2 separate regions of the Homo sapiens genome follow, and region 1 is linked to region 2. The links are chromatin loops, found by intact Hi-C in ENCODE. Cell type or tissue: heart right ventricle. All regions are shown on one strand. Each heading gives the region's core, and the rest is flanking DNA. Links, peaks and the distances in the headings are about the cores only.

What was found. A loop is a pair of places that touch in the nucleus more often than their neighbours do. Peaks named below come from ENCODE experiments on the same cell type or tissue, not always from the same donor. Only the 100,000 strongest peaks of a DNase experiment are listed, where the experiment ranks them.
Region 1: a loop joins it to region 2, with 2.9 times the contacts of the local background. A loop is called at or near these places in 16 of 110 quality-filtered maps.

Annotation. Positions count from the first base shown.
Region 1 is chr15:69,488,212-69,492,608 of GRCh38, reverse strand. No RefSeq gene overlaps it. Among named protein-coding and RNA genes, the nearest start is that of LINC02896, 28 kb to the right of the region's middle. In heart right ventricle, for the core only: no CTCF peak of the experiment used is centred there; DNase peaks (open chromatin) are centred at 1,345 and 2,083; H3K27ac peaks cover 1,126 bases.
Region 2 is chr15:70,360,819-70,365,215 of GRCh38, reverse strand. No RefSeq gene overlaps it. Among named protein-coding and RNA genes, the nearest start is that of LINC02205, 140 kb to the left of the region's middle. RefSeq lists an enhancer at 2,707-3,206. In heart right ventricle, for the core only: CTCF peaks have their summits at 1,861 and 2,065; a DNase peak (open chromatin) is centred at 2,035; H3K27me3 peaks cover 1,545 bases.

The DNA.
Region 1 (4,397 bases), core at 205-4,204, 870 kb after region 2:
CTATTGCAGTTAAAACAGTGTGATGTTGCTCTAAGAATAGGCAAATACACCATGGAATAAAACATAGAGCCCAGAAATAAACCTATAAACATAGGCAATATATAACAGGTATGGAATTACAAATGAGTATAATGAATTTTTCTGTAAGTAATGAATGAAGAAATGAATTATTCTATAAATAGTAATGGGAAAACTGGCTAACCACTTAAGAAAAAGGTAAAATTAGGCCTTTTCATCACATGGCACACACACACACAATTCAAGCAGATTAAAGATACAAATGTGAAAAATCAACACTTTTAAATTTTTAGAGAAAAAATAAATAGAAGAAATACAGAAGAATATTTCAGCATAGAAAAAAACATTTAATCAAAATACATTAACTACAAACTATATAGGAAATTTTTGAAATTTTAGAATATATTAAAATTTAAAATTTCTGCCTAACAAAGACTTTTATAAATGAAATGGAAAAGTCACTGATTGAAAAAAGATATTTTACCAACAAAGGATTAGTATTTAGAATATATAAAGAACTTCAACAAATCAGTAAGAAAAAGACAAACAATCCAACAGAGAATTGTGCAAAACATATGAACAGACAATTTACAGAAGAAAATAGTGACATGTATTAAAATAGACTTAATCTCACCAATAGTCAGGGAAACAAATTGAAACAATAGAAAGATTCCATTTCACACCAATCAGATTGGCAAAATCTTGCAAGTCTGATAACAAACTTGAAAGAAACAGGGAAAGGGAGTGCCTCTACTTGATGGGAAGGTGTATTGGTACAACCACTTTAAGGAGGAATTTGAGAATATCCTGTAGATTTAAAGATGTGCAAACCTCTCAACTCAGAAAAACCAATTATAAATAACCACCCTAAGGACAGTTTCTCACATGTGCAAGTACGAAGGTGTTCATCCAAGTCCTGTTTGTAATAGTGAGGAAGTGGAAATAACTATCACTAGGAGAATGAAAATCTAAAATGCGATTCATTCACCCAATAGAATATTATGCAGCAGTTAAAATGAACCAGACATATAATATTACTTCTCACATTTATCCACTACACTTTATAAATTCTACCTCCGTGATGTCTATTTGCTCCTTTCCATTCCCTTTATGCCAAGGCCCTGTCACAATTTTTGCTTAGATGATGCAACAGAGGCATAACTGGGCTCCCAGCTCCACATTGGCCCCTGGAAGTCACCCAGCAGCCAAAGGCATCTTTCCAAGGCATGCATCTGACAATGTCACTTGCCTACTTAGAACTCTCCCATGACTCTCTGAGACCTACAAGACAGAGCCCAAATGTCTCAGCAGAGCTTACAAAAGCCTCATCTTTCACCCAACAACCTTTCCAATCCAGCCTCACAGGACTGTCTGTGGTTCACCAGACATGCCAGCTGTTCAGCCTCCAGGCCTTGATTGTGTGACTTGCTCTCTTGGACGGGAGTGAGCTTTTCTCTCGCAGCCCCGTCCCACCCAGACTTATTTGCCTATCAAAGTGGATCAGCCTGGCAAGTGTCCACATTCATCTTTCAAGGCTCAGCTCACAAATCTCTGTGAAGAAATTTGCACACACCCATACCCCACTCCCCACTCCCTTATTCTTTTGTTTTCTCCGGCAATCCTCCAGCCACATCTCGAGGCACAAGACCAGGTTTTCTTCGGTGTGGGAACCAAGGCAAGTCACTTTCCACTCAGAGCCAAAGTCCACCCCTGTGCAACAGCACAGACCATTCTTTCCAGCTCTTCACGTAAACTAGCACACACTGGAGAGTTCTGGACATGGGTAGGAGGCTGCTTCCCTCTCCCAGGTGCCACTGCCCCTTCCCAGCCTTGTCAAACTGTATCAGTTTCTGTGGCTGCTTCTTGACTTCCATTCTCTGCATCCCTCATCAAGTTCATTCTCTGGAACCAGCTCTAAAGACTCACGAGTTGAGCCTAAAGATTCATTGTGTGAGAGCATCAGGAAGAGTGAACTGTGCCCAGCTCTGGCCCCCAGGAGAAGCCGATTGCACGGATGCTCAAAGCCAAACTCCCGAGTTCTCCTTCACTCCCACACAGGCAGCCCAGAGGTCCAAAGAGGAGGAGGCAGAGAAGACGCCATTGCAGAGGAAAGGAGAGAACCAGGAGAGCAAGCGTGGGCAGCCACCAGGGAGGAAAGAGTCTTGTTGAATGCTGCAGGATGTTCTCATAGCGTAAGGCCAGATCTTTCTGACAATAAACCAGAAGTAGTATCATCACCCCTGAACCCTACCCAAATGGTTTTAGGGCTATATTCTTGTGTAACTCTTTTTTTTTTTTTAATCTGTATGATAACAAGTCCTTTCTGTGGAAGGCTGATCCTGTTAAGTGGAAATCTTTTTGCCTGGTGAGCACCTTGACAGGTTTGAGTGTGTGCATTTGCAGGTTGGAGCAATGCTGAACTGCTCTGCAAAACAGAAGGAAATGTATTTGGACATCCAAGGGAGAGAAGGAGAGGGCATCCAAAAACAAAAGGAGGAAAGAAGGAAACCAGGAAGGTAGGGCAAGGTTAGGCAGTGTGGAGGGCAAAGAGCTGGGTCAACATTTTAAAACAAGGAAGGCTGCTGCATGATTCTAAATTACGTGTGGGGCGACGCTCACTGTGGCTTGCTCCCAAAGGGAAGTCTGTCATGCTCCCAGATCTTCATGTATGTGGGTCTCTTGGGGGTGGAGCAGCAATGGACTGATTTCACTTCTGGGCCATGTGAAGTGAAGAGAGAGAGAGGGTTACTGGATTTGCACCTCGAGAACATAGGGTCCCTCAGGGACTCATAGCAATCTTTGCAGGAGTGAAGGGGGCTTTGGAATGGGGATTCAAGCCATTCTGATAGATCTTAAGTGCCCCCAGTTGACATCTGGCTCATGCTTGTTAAGTGCAGAGCATCTAATAAACTCAGAGAAAACTGTTGACCTTTCTAAAGTATATCAAAGCCCTCTAGCATATCATTTCCTGAAGAATAAATGAACAAGTACACACATCTACCATGGCTTGCATGGTGTTTAACACTCCTTCCTTGCACTTGGCCACAGACCACAGCCACCCAGAGTTGGAAGAATCCACAGAGAAGGCCCAGGTGAAAACCCATTTACAGATGAGGCAATGGAGGCTCAGAAAGGAAAAGCAACTTTCTCAAGGCCACACAGCTAATGGGTACAGAGCTGAGGCTCAAAGCCACATTTTCTGCCCCCCTGGTTTCTGTTTTTTCCCCAGAGTACTGCGGTTGCTGTGAGTTAGGCTGAAGCCAATTTGGGTTTGAGGGCATTTCATTAAAATGTGTCCTGGGAGTCAGAATAGGAGACAACGAGGCCTTGTTTTCTAAGTGAATCTCCAAGGGTTACGAGTTCCAAGCAAACACATTCCTGAATCTTTGCCACCACATTTAAAACCAGACTAGAAAAGTTATAAATGGGCTTTTTCTCTCTACAGATAAGAGAATCACAGAATGCTAGGTCTTCAAGAGACAGACTAGTGGGGTGTTTCCCTGGCCAGATTCCCTCTAGCCAAAGAATCTGAATTCTCCACCATGCACCTTTAAAGTTACTGTAGACAGATAACAGATGTGTGTCTATATTAGCTTCTCCAACAAACATTGTAAATATTTTAAAATCTTTTCTAGTTCTTTAATCAGAGAAAAACAACAATAGGCATTACACGAATTACATTCAATGTTTTGCAAAATATCTATTTATTTAATTAATCAAGATTCTTTAAGAATGGCATAATGTGGATAACTAATGAAGCCAGGTTCTGGGTACATAGGGCTTCATGATCTTATTCTATTTTATATATATATTATATATATTATATATAATATATATATATAAAATATATATAAGATATATAGAATATATTATAATAGAATATATATATTATATATAAAATATATATATTTAAAATTCCATAGTAAAAAGTTGAAACCATATGTATATTTTTAAGTCTGCTTCTCAAGTTAATGTGTCAGAAGTAAGGACTTCCATTATAAACATTTTGCCTATGGATTTTAAAAGTGCCAAATTGCCATCAACAAGTTCCAGTGTGTAGACCTATGCTTGTGTCAAAACTTTCATTTTAAAGATGTGAAAATTGAGATTCGAGATGGAGGGAGATGGCTGGGGGCACTGCACAACCACCATAAGTTGAGGTAGCAACGATGTCTCGTTAATCTTTATCACCATCACTTTACACTTGCATGCACATACATATGCACGCAAAGCACTGAGAGGGTATTGATAAATCCCATTTGGATGGCTCACATTCTAGACTCCCTGCCTCCCCGACAGATGCAGGTGCCCCGTAGCACCGCATCCCTCCTGCTAATCTGCACTTGCCCCATTCCTCCGGAACTCCTTACTACTCATCT
Region 2 (4,397 bases), core at 77-4,076:
AAATCATGCCATCTATAAACAGGGATAATTTGACTTCCTCCTTTCCAATTTGGATGCCCTTTATTTCTTTCTCTTGTCTAATTACTCTGGCTAGAACTTCCAGTACTATGTTGAATAAAAGTGGTGAAAGTGGGCATCCCTTTTTATTCCAGACTTCAGAGGAAAAACTTTCAACTTTTCCCCATTCAGTATAATGTTAGCTGTGGATTTGCCATATATGGCCTTTATTGTGGTGAGGTATTATATATTCCTAGTTTGTTGAGAGTTTCTATCATGAAGGATTTTGAATTTTAATGAATGCTTTTTCAGCATCTATTGAAATAATTATATGGTTTTTGTCCTTGATTCTGTTAATGTGATGTATCACATTTACTGATTTGTGTATGTTGAACCATTTTTATGTCACTGGGATGAATCCTACTTGATCATGGTGACTGATCTTTTCAATGTGTTATTAAATTTGATTTGCTAGTATTTTGTTGAGGATTTTTGCATGAGTGTTCATGAGGGATATTATCCTGTAGTTTTCTTTTGTTGTTGTTATATCTTTGTGTGGTTTTGGTATCAGAGTAATGCTGGTCTTGTAGAATAAATGTGAAAGTATTCCCTCCTCTTCATTTTTTCTTTCTCTTTCTTTCTTTCTTTCTTTCTTTCTTTCTTTCTTTCTTTCTTTCTTTCTTTCTTCCTTTCTTTCTCTTTCTTTCTTTCTTTCCTTCCTTCCTTCCTTCCTTCCTTCCTTCCTTCCTTCCTTCCTTCCTTCTTTCTTTCTTTCTTTCTTTTCTTTCTTTCTTTCTTTCTTTCTTTTCTTTCTTTCTATGGTTTGGCTGTGTCCCACCGAAATCTCATCTTGAATTGTAGCTCCCATAATTCCCAGGTGTTGTGGGAGGGAGCCAGTGGGAGATACTGAGTTATGGGGGTGGTTTCCCCCTACTGCTCTTGTGATAGTGAATAAGTCTCACAAGAGCTGATGATTTTATAAGGGGTTTCCCCTTTCACTTGGCTCTCGTTCTTTCTTGCCTGCCACAGTGTAAGATACGCCTTTCTCCTTCTACCATGAGTGTGAGGCCTCCACAGCCACATGGAACTGTGAGTCCATTAAACCTCTTTTTCTTTATAAATCACCCAGTCTCGGGTATGTCTTTATTTGCAGTGTGAGAACAGACTAATACATATAGTTTGAGTAGAAAAAATGGTGTTAACTCTTCTTTATATGTTTAGTAGAATTTAGCAGTGAAGCCATCAGGCCCTTGGCTTTTCTTTGATGGGAGCTTTTTATTACTGCTTCAATCTTATTACTCATTATTTATTGGTCTGTTCAGGTTTTCTGCTTCTTCATGAATCATTCATGGTAGGTTGTATGTGTATAGGAATTTATCCATTTCCTTTAGGTTTTTCAATTTGTTGGTGCATAGTTGTTCATGGTAATCTGTTGCAACTACTGTGGTAGTCATAGTTTGTATTTCTGTGGTATTAGTTGTAATGTCTCCTTTCTCATTTCTGATTTATTTTGAGTTTTTTTTCTTAGTCTAGCTAAAGATTTGTTGTCTTTTTAAAAAATCAGCTTTTTATTTTGTTGACGTTTTGCATCATTTTCCTCATCTCTATTTTATTTATTTCTGCTCTGATCTTTATTATTTCTTTCCTTCTACTTGTTTTTGGCTTAGATTGTCTTTGTTTTTCTAGTTTTTTGAGGAATGAGGTAAGGTTGTTATTTGAGATCTTTCTACTTTTTTGATATAGGCGTTCATTGCTATAAGCTTCCATCTTAGGACTGCTTTTGCTGTCTCTCATAGGTTTTGGTAAATTGTGTTCTCATTCTCATTTGTCTCTAGAAAGCTTTTAATTGATAAATATTTCTTGAATGAATGTGTTTTTGTGAGCATGTGTGGATGCACACCCGTGTTCCTATGATGGAGTGAGCCCCACCCCAATGCAGGGGATGTCCCTAATGTGCATCCAGGCCCCAGCCACTCTGTACACAGGTGCCCTACACCGGGAAAAGGCTGGCTCCCGGCGTGGTAGGCCAGCCCCAGCGTTTGCCCAGCTGGTGGGCCAGGAGGTGCAGCAGCCCAACATGGCCACATGGTGGGGGAAGATTCCCTTCCTCTCCTCCTTCTCCAGGCTGGGAGCGCTATGCCCTGGGTCTCCCTGCTGTGTCCACCCTCTCCATCATGGGCCACCCATCTATGGTCTTTCCCTTAAAGACCATAGACCCTGCAGGTGGACCCGCCTCCTTTCCACACCTGTCTTTGAATCTGGACCTGCCTTCTGGGCCTAGTTGGGATGGAGAGGACCATCCTCAAGCAGAGGATGTCTGGGGCTCATCTTGGGCCCTTTGCCTTTCCTGGGAGGAGGAGCCCCTTACTCCCACCTCTCTCCCCAGCATGCCTTTGTGATTTGAGACATACCCTACACAGCCACACTGTACCTTCACTGCACCCTTCTAGCCAAGCCCAGAGGGTCAAAGACCTCAATCCAGGGGGGCTGCAGGGAGCCTGATGTGGTTGTTTCAGCAATGTCTGCAGCGAGGATGCTGTGTAAACAGGCATTTGTTCAATCACTGTATGGACATCCTGTTCCGGGAGGCCTCAGGATCTCCTGGCTTCAGGGAGGGCGTATTTACCTGGTGTGCCCTCTGGATGATAGATGGAGAATGCAGCTGGGGTCAGGCCCTCCTGGATCAATGTGGCTGCTCCCTGCTGTGGGCATCTCAGAAGGGCAGAGACTCTGGAACTGGAATCTGACCTGGAGCCTGGGATATCAAATCAGCTTGGGGGAAAGCTGGCCAAGTGACCTTGGTGGCCAATACTTGACCCTAAAAGAGACTGACCTGCTTGAGCCCAGTGGCATCCCCACCCTTATTCATCTGCCCAACTTTGGGACATTTATGGGGAACCCATAGGCTCCCCAGAGGCTACCTCCACCCTGCCTGGAGCCTTCTGCATCTGTCAGGCCTAAGCTTCAGATGGTTCCCCACCCACCTTCCACCACCCAAATCGAGCTGGCATTTGCGCATCTCCCAGAGGCACGAGTTAATGGTGGGAAAGTGCTCTGTAACAGCTGGGCTGGACAGGTGTGTGGAGAGTTATTACACCGCAGAGGGCCTAGCAACGAAAGCCTGTGGGGGAACTGCCCTCCCCACCCCAACCTTCCTGCTTTAATTCCAGCAGGGGCTGTCATGTCGTTATCTGTAAAAAGTTGCCTGTCGTGGAGCCAATGGGTGGGCGAGGCTGTCTTTTAGGGGCCTTGCCCAGTGATGGTAGAGGGGAACCGTCGATGGAAAGCCCAGGGACGGAGGGCCAGCCCTGGTTCATCCCCTGACCAACCACGTGGTACTGGGAAGGTCTCCTTCTCTTTCTGGCCTGTGGTTCATGGCAGTGCCTGCCACGGAAGGCTACTCATCCAGTAGATAAGAGTCACAAATGGCCAGGCGTGGTGGCTCACGCCTGTAGTCCCAGCACTTTGGGAGGCCGAGGCGGGCAGATCGTGAGGTCAGGAGATCGAGACCATCCTGGCTAACATGGTGAAACCCCGTCTCTACTAAAAATACAAAAAATTAGCCGGGCGTGGTGGTGGGCGCCTATAGTCCCAGCTACTCGGGAGGCTGAGGCAGGAGAATGGCGTGAACCTGGGAGGCAAAGCTTGCAGTGAGCCGAGATCGAGCCACTGCACTCCAGTCTGGGCGACAGAGCGAGACTCTGTCTCAAAAAAAAAAGAGTCACAAATGCCAGCCTTCTGCTGCAGAAGGCTGGGACTCTGGACAAGTCCCTAAACATGGTTTTCCTAAAAGATGGACATCCTGAGGAGTGTGGCTGCCTTTGGGGTGAGCAACAGGCCTTGAAGAAGAGAAGCTGCTGGCCCTGAATATCAGGGGGCAGAGGCTTGTGGAGAACCACCCTCCAACCCTGGTGTGGGCAGAAGCAGCGAGCCGTGCTGAGAAGGTGGGTCATTGGAGGATGGGTGCTAACTAGGCATCAGGTTTGTGGGCATGAGTGGAAGGCAGGTGGAAGGGCTGCCATCAGGAGGAGCAAGGTTTTAGAGGCCTTGGCAGCCAAGTAATGGGCATAATCTTTATTTGCTTTTAACAGAGTGAGATATAATTTACATGTCATACAATTGACCCATTTAAAGAGTACAATCTGTGTGTTCAGAAGTATGGAACCATCACCACCATCAATTTGGGGACCTTTTTATCACCCCCAAAAGAAACCCCATACCCATTAGCACTCACTCCTCATTTCCTTCTAACAATTCTTCCCTATACACCTCAACCCTAGGCAACCGTAAATCTACTTTCTATCTGTATGGCTTTGCTTATTTTGGACATTATACAGAAGTGGGATCATCCAATATGTGGTCTATTAGTGACTGGCTTCTTTCGCTTTGTTTTCGACGTT